2 separate regions of the Homo sapiens genome follow, and region 1 is linked to region 2. Evidence: chromatin contacts called from ENCODE Hi-C or POLR2A ChIA-PET data. All regions are on one chromosome and are shown on one strand. Each heading gives the region's core, a stretch centred on a gene start or an enhancer-like site at or near the end of the contact. The rest is flanking DNA. Distances are from core to core; before and after follow the strand shown.

Evidence for each region. A loop is a pair of places that touch in the nucleus more often than their neighbours do. ChIA-PET counts read pairs that join two places held with the same protein, here RNA polymerase II (POLR2A). Pooled maps may share reads with other maps.
Region 1: a pooled map shows a loop between it and region 2 (4-fold over the local background). The contact joins two enhancer-like sites. A Hi-C loop is called at or near these places in 1 of 37 single-sample maps with no recorded cell type and 2 of 50 pooled maps. POLR2A ChIA-PET finds 5 or more read pairs at or near these places in 2 of 52 experiments (activated CD4-positive, alpha-beta memory T cell and activated naive CD4-positive, alpha-beta T cell).

The regions. Positions count from the first base shown.
Region 1 is chr4:113,783,106-113,786,400 of GRCh38, forward strand. No RefSeq gene overlaps it. Among named protein-coding and RNA genes, the nearest start is that of CAMK2D, 23 kb to the left of the region's middle. Within about 2 kb of position 1,491, at least 2 of the 41 ENCODE cell types and tissues checked have a DNase peak (open chromatin) inside an H3K27ac peak, as active enhancers do.
Region 2 is chr4:113,353,774-113,357,177 of GRCh38, forward strand. It overlaps ANK2 (ankyrin 2), which reads left to right. Exons shown (of 46, transcript NM_001148.6): 38 at 1-3,404. Among named protein-coding and RNA genes, the nearest start is that of MIR8082, 200 kb to the left of the region's middle. RefSeq lists enhancers at 2-1,201, 1,631-2,830, 2,178-2,397. Within about 2 kb of position 1,943, at least 12 of the 41 ENCODE cell types and tissues checked have a DNase peak (open chromatin) inside an H3K27ac peak, as active enhancers do.

The DNA of each region.
Region 1 (3,295 bases), core at 241-2,740, 430 kb after region 2:
TTAGTTGGATTTGACCAGTGTTTAGGTTTTGCCAGGGAAGAATAATTGAGGGAGAAAGAAAAAGGGGCATTAAGGACATTTGTTAGAAAGTAAAGCTGGGCACAATGGCTCATAATTGTAATCCCAACACTTTGGGAGGCCTAGGCAGGAGTATTGCTTCAGCCCAGGAGTTGAAGACCTGCCTAGGCAACACAGTGAGACCCCCATCTCCAGAAAAATAAGAAAATTAGCTGGGTGTGGTGGTGAGCACCTGTAGTCTAAAATATTCAGGAGGCTGAGGGGGGAGGAATGCTTGAGTCCAGAAAGGTGAGGTTACAGTGAGCTATGCTTATGCCTCTGCATTCCAGCCTGGGTGATAGAATGTGACTCAGTCTCTCTCTCTCTCTCTCAAAAAAAAAGTAGTTATATGATGGAAACATGAAAAACAAGCTGTACAAGTGACGTGAGGACACGAGGTAAGATGAATAAAGGAAAGTTATGGGGTTAATGAATTAGTGCTAGTAATGAACTGGTGAATTGCATGAGTAGAGTACTAGAGTAAGTAGGCTAGAAGAATAGGAAATGACAGAATGAGATGTTTAAAAGAGAAATTCAAAGATGGTACAGGGTGATGACAATGTCTAGATATGACACATGAGTGGGTCACGGAAGAGTGATAGAGGACAAGATTATTAGAGGTAAGGAAACAAAGGGATTGAGGTCAAGGTGTTGGGTCATCTAATTGGATTTTGAAGTAGATAGCCATGATGACAGAAAATATATAAATGAGTGAAGAGCAGTGACTCAGAGGTCCCTACGTTGCTTAACAAGAAGGGAATCCATAGTGGCAAAGAATGATAACGTGTGTTTCAAAAGACAGAGTTTTGAAGTGTGAAATAGGAGTGACAGTTTGGAAGTAGCAACAGGGAGCAGAGAGGACGCTACCTCAAGCTCTAAGCGTATGTAGTATGTAGCATATAAGAGGAAAATAATAGGCTGGGTGTGGTGGCTCACGCCTGTAATCCCAGCACTTTGGGAGGCCGAGGTGGGTGGATCACGAGGTCAGGAGTTCGAGACCAGCCTGGCCAACATGGTGAAACCCCGTCTCTACTAAAAATACAAAAAATTAGCCAGGCATGGTGACATGCACCTGTAATTCCCAGCTACTCGGGAGGCTGAGGCAGGAGAATCGCTTTAACCCAGGAGGCGGAGGTTGCAGTGAGCTGAGATGGCTCCACTGCATTCCAGCCTGGGCAACAGAGTGAAACTCCATCTCAGGGGGGAAAAAGAAGAAAAAATAAAGACATTTTCCACTTGAAGGGCTCTAGGGAAAGCAGGGTTTGCTGGAGTCAGGTTAATTTCAACAAGAATCTGAAGGAAATGTTCAATAAAAAGATTAAGGAAGTAGAGGAATTTTCTGATAACTGGAAACAAGCTTTGGTGGAAGGACTTGGATGACCAAGAATGTGGGAGATGTGATCAGATTGGTGACGCTGAAAGCAGGGTGGTGATAAATACCTGTGAAATTAGGTGAACTGGGAAGCTTGGATTTCTGAGGGTGATACAAGGGAGCTGGTATTGGACTGGTATTGGAAGCATGATGAAATTCATTTCAGAAGCCACAGAGCACTGAGTTTGGAGGTCATGGGGTGGCTGTTATTGCCTTCAGCTGAAGATGGGGTGATAGGGAGGAGGTGGGTCTCATTCCTGGGATATCAGAAAATCTTGTGCCCAATGTTGCTGGCAAAAGAGCAATAATTCAGTTATCTTTAATTCCCCCAAAAGCCCTCTCTACTAAGTAATTATATTTATTGGAAAAACTCCCACAGAATCTCTAAAGCTCAAAAGTCCCTTGCTTTGTGAACTATTTTCTGGCTTCAACATCCCATAGTTAGTCATTTCCTCTATTACCCAACACACAAAGTGCACAAATAGCACTTTGCACAAACCTTCTGTCTCTCTCACTATACACTAAGCTTCTTGACCCAAGAACTGTGGTTTACTTTGTATCTGTGCCAGAAAGTGGATCATATCCACAAACTGGATGACAAACTCAGGACCTACTCTTCAATAGTCTTTGAGGAGTAAACGAATTAGAAGTCTGCTTAAGTTGTGTTACTATTATTACTAGCTGTTGAACATTTACTTAAGGGTAAGCATTGTGCCAGGAGCTGCACATACATAATCCTGATTTTGTAGGTTTTCTCTTGATTATGCTTATGTTCTTCTAAGAGATAGAATTTTAATTAATCAAACTAAAGGTTAAATACTGCAATGACAAAAATAGAAAAAATGAAGGTGTTAATTTTACTGTGATGTTTATTATTTATTACTGTAACTGTTTTAAGACAAGAAACTTTCTGTAAAGTAAAATGATTCAAAGGGGGAAAATGGCTTACATGATTCAAATATGATCAAAACTTATTTTGAGTTTGTAAGAGAAATATGCAAATTAGACTCTGGTTGACAGTAAACTCAGCTAGGAATATGCAAAGAATCCTCAAACACCAATTTCACTGAGACAGAAAGAATGCTAGAGTGACAGTGTCATGAAATGTCACAGAAATTTTGGCATAGGTAATGAAATTAGAAATTCTATTTTGCATTTAAATTATTTAAAATTATACTAAATTTTTTAAAAATAGGAGATGCCAAATAGCTTCATGTGCTTTCAATTTCATAACACTCTCCTTCCCTAAGGAAAATACTATTGAATATCCAGGGCTTATGTGGAGCTTGCACAAGCCAGGGTCCCAGAGGGTCTGTGATATGAATCCTATATTCTGAGTTGCACAGGAGAATCATACCAACTTCCACCATTGGTAAAAATTTAGGCGTGCAAGTCTGGAATAAGGACTCTCTGACATTTTGAAAGAGGAAGATTTGAGCACTTCCTCATATCTCAGAAGCAACAAAGAATCCTTTTTTCAAAAAATTTTTATCCTCTGGGACATTTACAGAAGCATCACATTAAACCTGGATAAATGAATGTATCCCAGTTACTTAGTAGTTGCTGGCATTGCATTGAATGTATTCTACTACTTAGTCAGTTGCTGACATTGCCCACGTGATGGATGCCATGACTATACCTAGGATACAAGTAGAAGTAACGTAAGCAGCAGCAAGTATTTTTTGAAACAGGGAATGGTTTTAAGTTTTGATGTCCACAAGTAGGTTCTTAATAGTTTAAGCATTTATTTAATTACTTGATCTAAGTGGCCAGCTAAATCAAATGATTCAGTAAAATGACTAAAACTAGGAAAATAGAGGGTTTGAATTATATAGTTGATATTCCTATTCAAATAGGTAGATAATT
Region 2 (3,404 bases), core at 693-3,192:
TACAAGCTAGTGCAGAGAAAGCTGAACTTAAAAAAGGTAGTTCAGAAGAGTCATTAGGTGAAGACCCAGGTTTAGCCCCTGAACCCCTTCCCACTGTCAAGGCCACATCTCCTTTGATAGAAGAAACTCCCATTGGTTCCATAAAGGACAAAGTAAAGGCCCTTCAGAAGCGAGTGGAAGATGAACAGAAAGGTCGAAGCAAGTTGCCCATCAGAGTCAAAGGCAAGGAGGACGTGCCAAAAAAGACCACCCACAGGCCACATCCAGCTGCGTCACCCTCTCTGAAGTCAGAGAGACATGCGCCAGGGTCTCCCTCCCCTAAAACAGAAAGACACTCTACTCTTTCCTCTTCCGCAAAAACTGAAAGGCACCCTCCAGTATCACCATCAAGTAAAACTGAGAAACACTCACCTGTGTCACCCTCTGCAAAAACGGAAAGACATTCACCTGCGTCATCATCGAGTAAAACTGAGAAACACTCACCTGTATCACCCTCGACAAAAACTGAAAGGCACTCTCCTGTGTCATCTACAAAAACAGAAAGACACCCACCTGTTTCGCCTTCAGGCAAAACAGACAAACGTCCACCTGTATCGCCCTCCGGGAGGACAGAAAAACACCCGCCAGTATCGCCTGGGAGAACAGAAAAACGCTTGCCTGTTTCACCCTCCGGAAGAACGGACAAGCACCAACCTGTATCAACAGCTGGGAAAACTGAGAAGCACCTGCCTGTGTCACCTTCTGGCAAAACAGAAAAGCAACCACCTGTATCCCCCACTTCAAAAACAGAGAGGATTGAGGAAACCATGTCTGTTCGGGAGCTGATGAAGGCTTTCCAGTCAGGTCAGGACCCTTCTAAACATAAAACTGGACTCTTTGAGCACAAATCAGCAAAACAAAAGCAGCCACAAGAGAAAGGTAAAGTTCGGGTAGAAAAAGAAAAGGGGCCGATACTAACCCAGAGAGAAGCTCAGAAAACAGAGAATCAGACAATCAAACGAGGCCAGAGACTCCCGGTAACGGGCACAGCAGAATCCAAAAGAGGAGTTCGTGTTTCCTCCATAGGAGTTAAGAAAGAAGATGCAGCTGGAGGAAAGGAGAAAGTTCTCAGCCACAAAATACCTGAACCTGTTCAGTCAGTGCCTGAAGAAGAAAGCCACAGAGAGAGCGAAGTGCCCAAAGAAAAGATGGCTGATGAGCAGGGAGACATGGATCTACAGATCAGCCCAGATAGGAAAACCTCCACTGACTTCTCTGAGGTCATTAAGCAAGAGTTGGAAGACAATGACAAATACCAACAATTCCGCCTGAGTGAGGAGACAGAAAAGGCACAGCTTCACTTAGACCAAGTACTCACTAGTCCTTTCAACACAACATTTCCACTCGACTACATGAAAGATGAGTTCCTTCCAGCTCTGTCTTTACAAAGCGGTGCTTTAGATGGCAGTTCTGAAAGCCTAAAGAATGAGGGGGTAGCCGGCTCTCCGTGTGGCAGCCTGATGGAGGGGACCCCTCAGATTAGTTCAGAAGAAAGCTATAAGCATGAAGGCCTAGCAGAGACCCCTGAGACGAGCCCAGAAAGCCTTTCTTTCTCACCAAAGAAAAGTGAGGAGCAAACTGGGGAAACAAAGGAAAGCACCAAGACAGAAACCACCACAGAAATTCGTTCAGAAAAAGAGCATCCCACGACCAAAGACATTACTGGTGGCTCTGAAGAGCGAGGTGCCACAGTCACTGAGGACTCAGAGACCTCTACTGAGAGTTTTCAGAAAGAGGCCACTCTAGGCTCTCCCAAAGACACAAGCCCTAAAAGACAAGATGATTGCACAGGCAGCTGTAGTGTAGCATTAGCTAAAGAGACACCTACAGGACTGACTGAGGAGGCAGCCTGTGATGAAGGTCAACGTACCTTTGGTAGTTCAGCCCACAAGACACAAACTGATAGTGAGGTTCAAGAATCCACAGCCACCTCAGACGAGACAAAGGCCTTGCCGCTGCCTGAGGCTTCTGTAAAGACAGATACAGGAACTGAATCAAAACCTCAGGGAGTCATTAGAAGTCCCCAAGGGTTAGAACTTGCACTCCCTAGCCGAGATAGCGAAGTCCTCAGCGCTGTGGCTGATGACTCATTAGCAGTGAGCCACAAAGACTCTCTGGAAGCCAGCCCTGTGCTAGAAGATAACTCTTCACACAAAACCCCTGATTCTCTGGAGCCAAGTCCTCTGAAAGAATCCCCTTGCCGTGACTCTCTGGAAAGCAGCCCTGTTGAACCAAAGATGAAGGCTGGAATTTTTCCAAGTCACTTTCCTCTTCCTGCAGCTGTTGCCAAAACAGAACTCTTGACGGAAGTGGCCTCTGTGCGGTCCCGGCTACTCCGAGACCCTGATGGCAGTGCTGAGGATGACAGTCTTGAGCAGACATCGCTCATGGAGAGCTCAGGGAAGAGCCCCCTTTCTCCTGACACCCCCAGCTCTGAAGAAGTCAGCTATGAGGTTACACCCAAAACCACAGATGTAAGTACACCAAAACCAGCTGTGATTCATGAATGTGCAGAGGAGGATGATTCAGAAAACGGGGAGAAAAAGAGGTTCACACCTGAAGAGGAGATGTTTAAAATGGTAACCAAAATCAAAATGTTTGATGAACTTGAACAAGAAGCAAAGCAGAAAAGGGACTACAAAAAAGAACCCAAACAAGAAGAATCTTCTTCATCTTCTGACCCAGATGCTGACTGTTCAGTAGATGTGGATGAACCAAAACATACAGGCAGTGGGGAGGATGAAAGTGGTGTCCCTGTGTTAGTAACTTCGGAGAGCAGGAAGGTGTCTTCCTCCTCAGAAAGTGAACCTGAGTTGGCACAGCTTAAAAAAGGTGCTGACTCAGGCCTTTTACCAGAACCAGTGATTCGAGTACAACCTCCTTCTCCACTTCCATCAAGCATGGACTCCAATTCCAGTCCAGAAGAAGTACAATTCCAGCCTGTCGTTTCCAAACAATATACTTTCAAGATGAATGAAGATACTCAGGAAGAGCCAGGCAAATCAGAAGAAGAAAAAGATTCTGAATCCCATTTAGCTGAAGACCGTCATGCTGTTTCCACTGAGGCTGAAGACAGGTCTTATGATAAGCTAAACAGAGACACTGATCAGCCAAAAATCTGTGATGGCCATGGATGTGAGGCCATGAGTCCTAGCAGCTCAGCTGCTCCTGTCTCTTCAGGTCTACAGAGTCCGACTGGTGATGATGTTGATGAACAGCCAGTCATCTATAAAGAATCATTAGCTCTCCAAGGCACTCATGAAAAAGACACAGAGGGAGAAGAGCTTGATGTTTCTAGAGCAGAATCTCCACAAGCAGATTGCCCCAGTGAAAGCTTTTCATCTTCATCCTCTTTGCCTCATTGT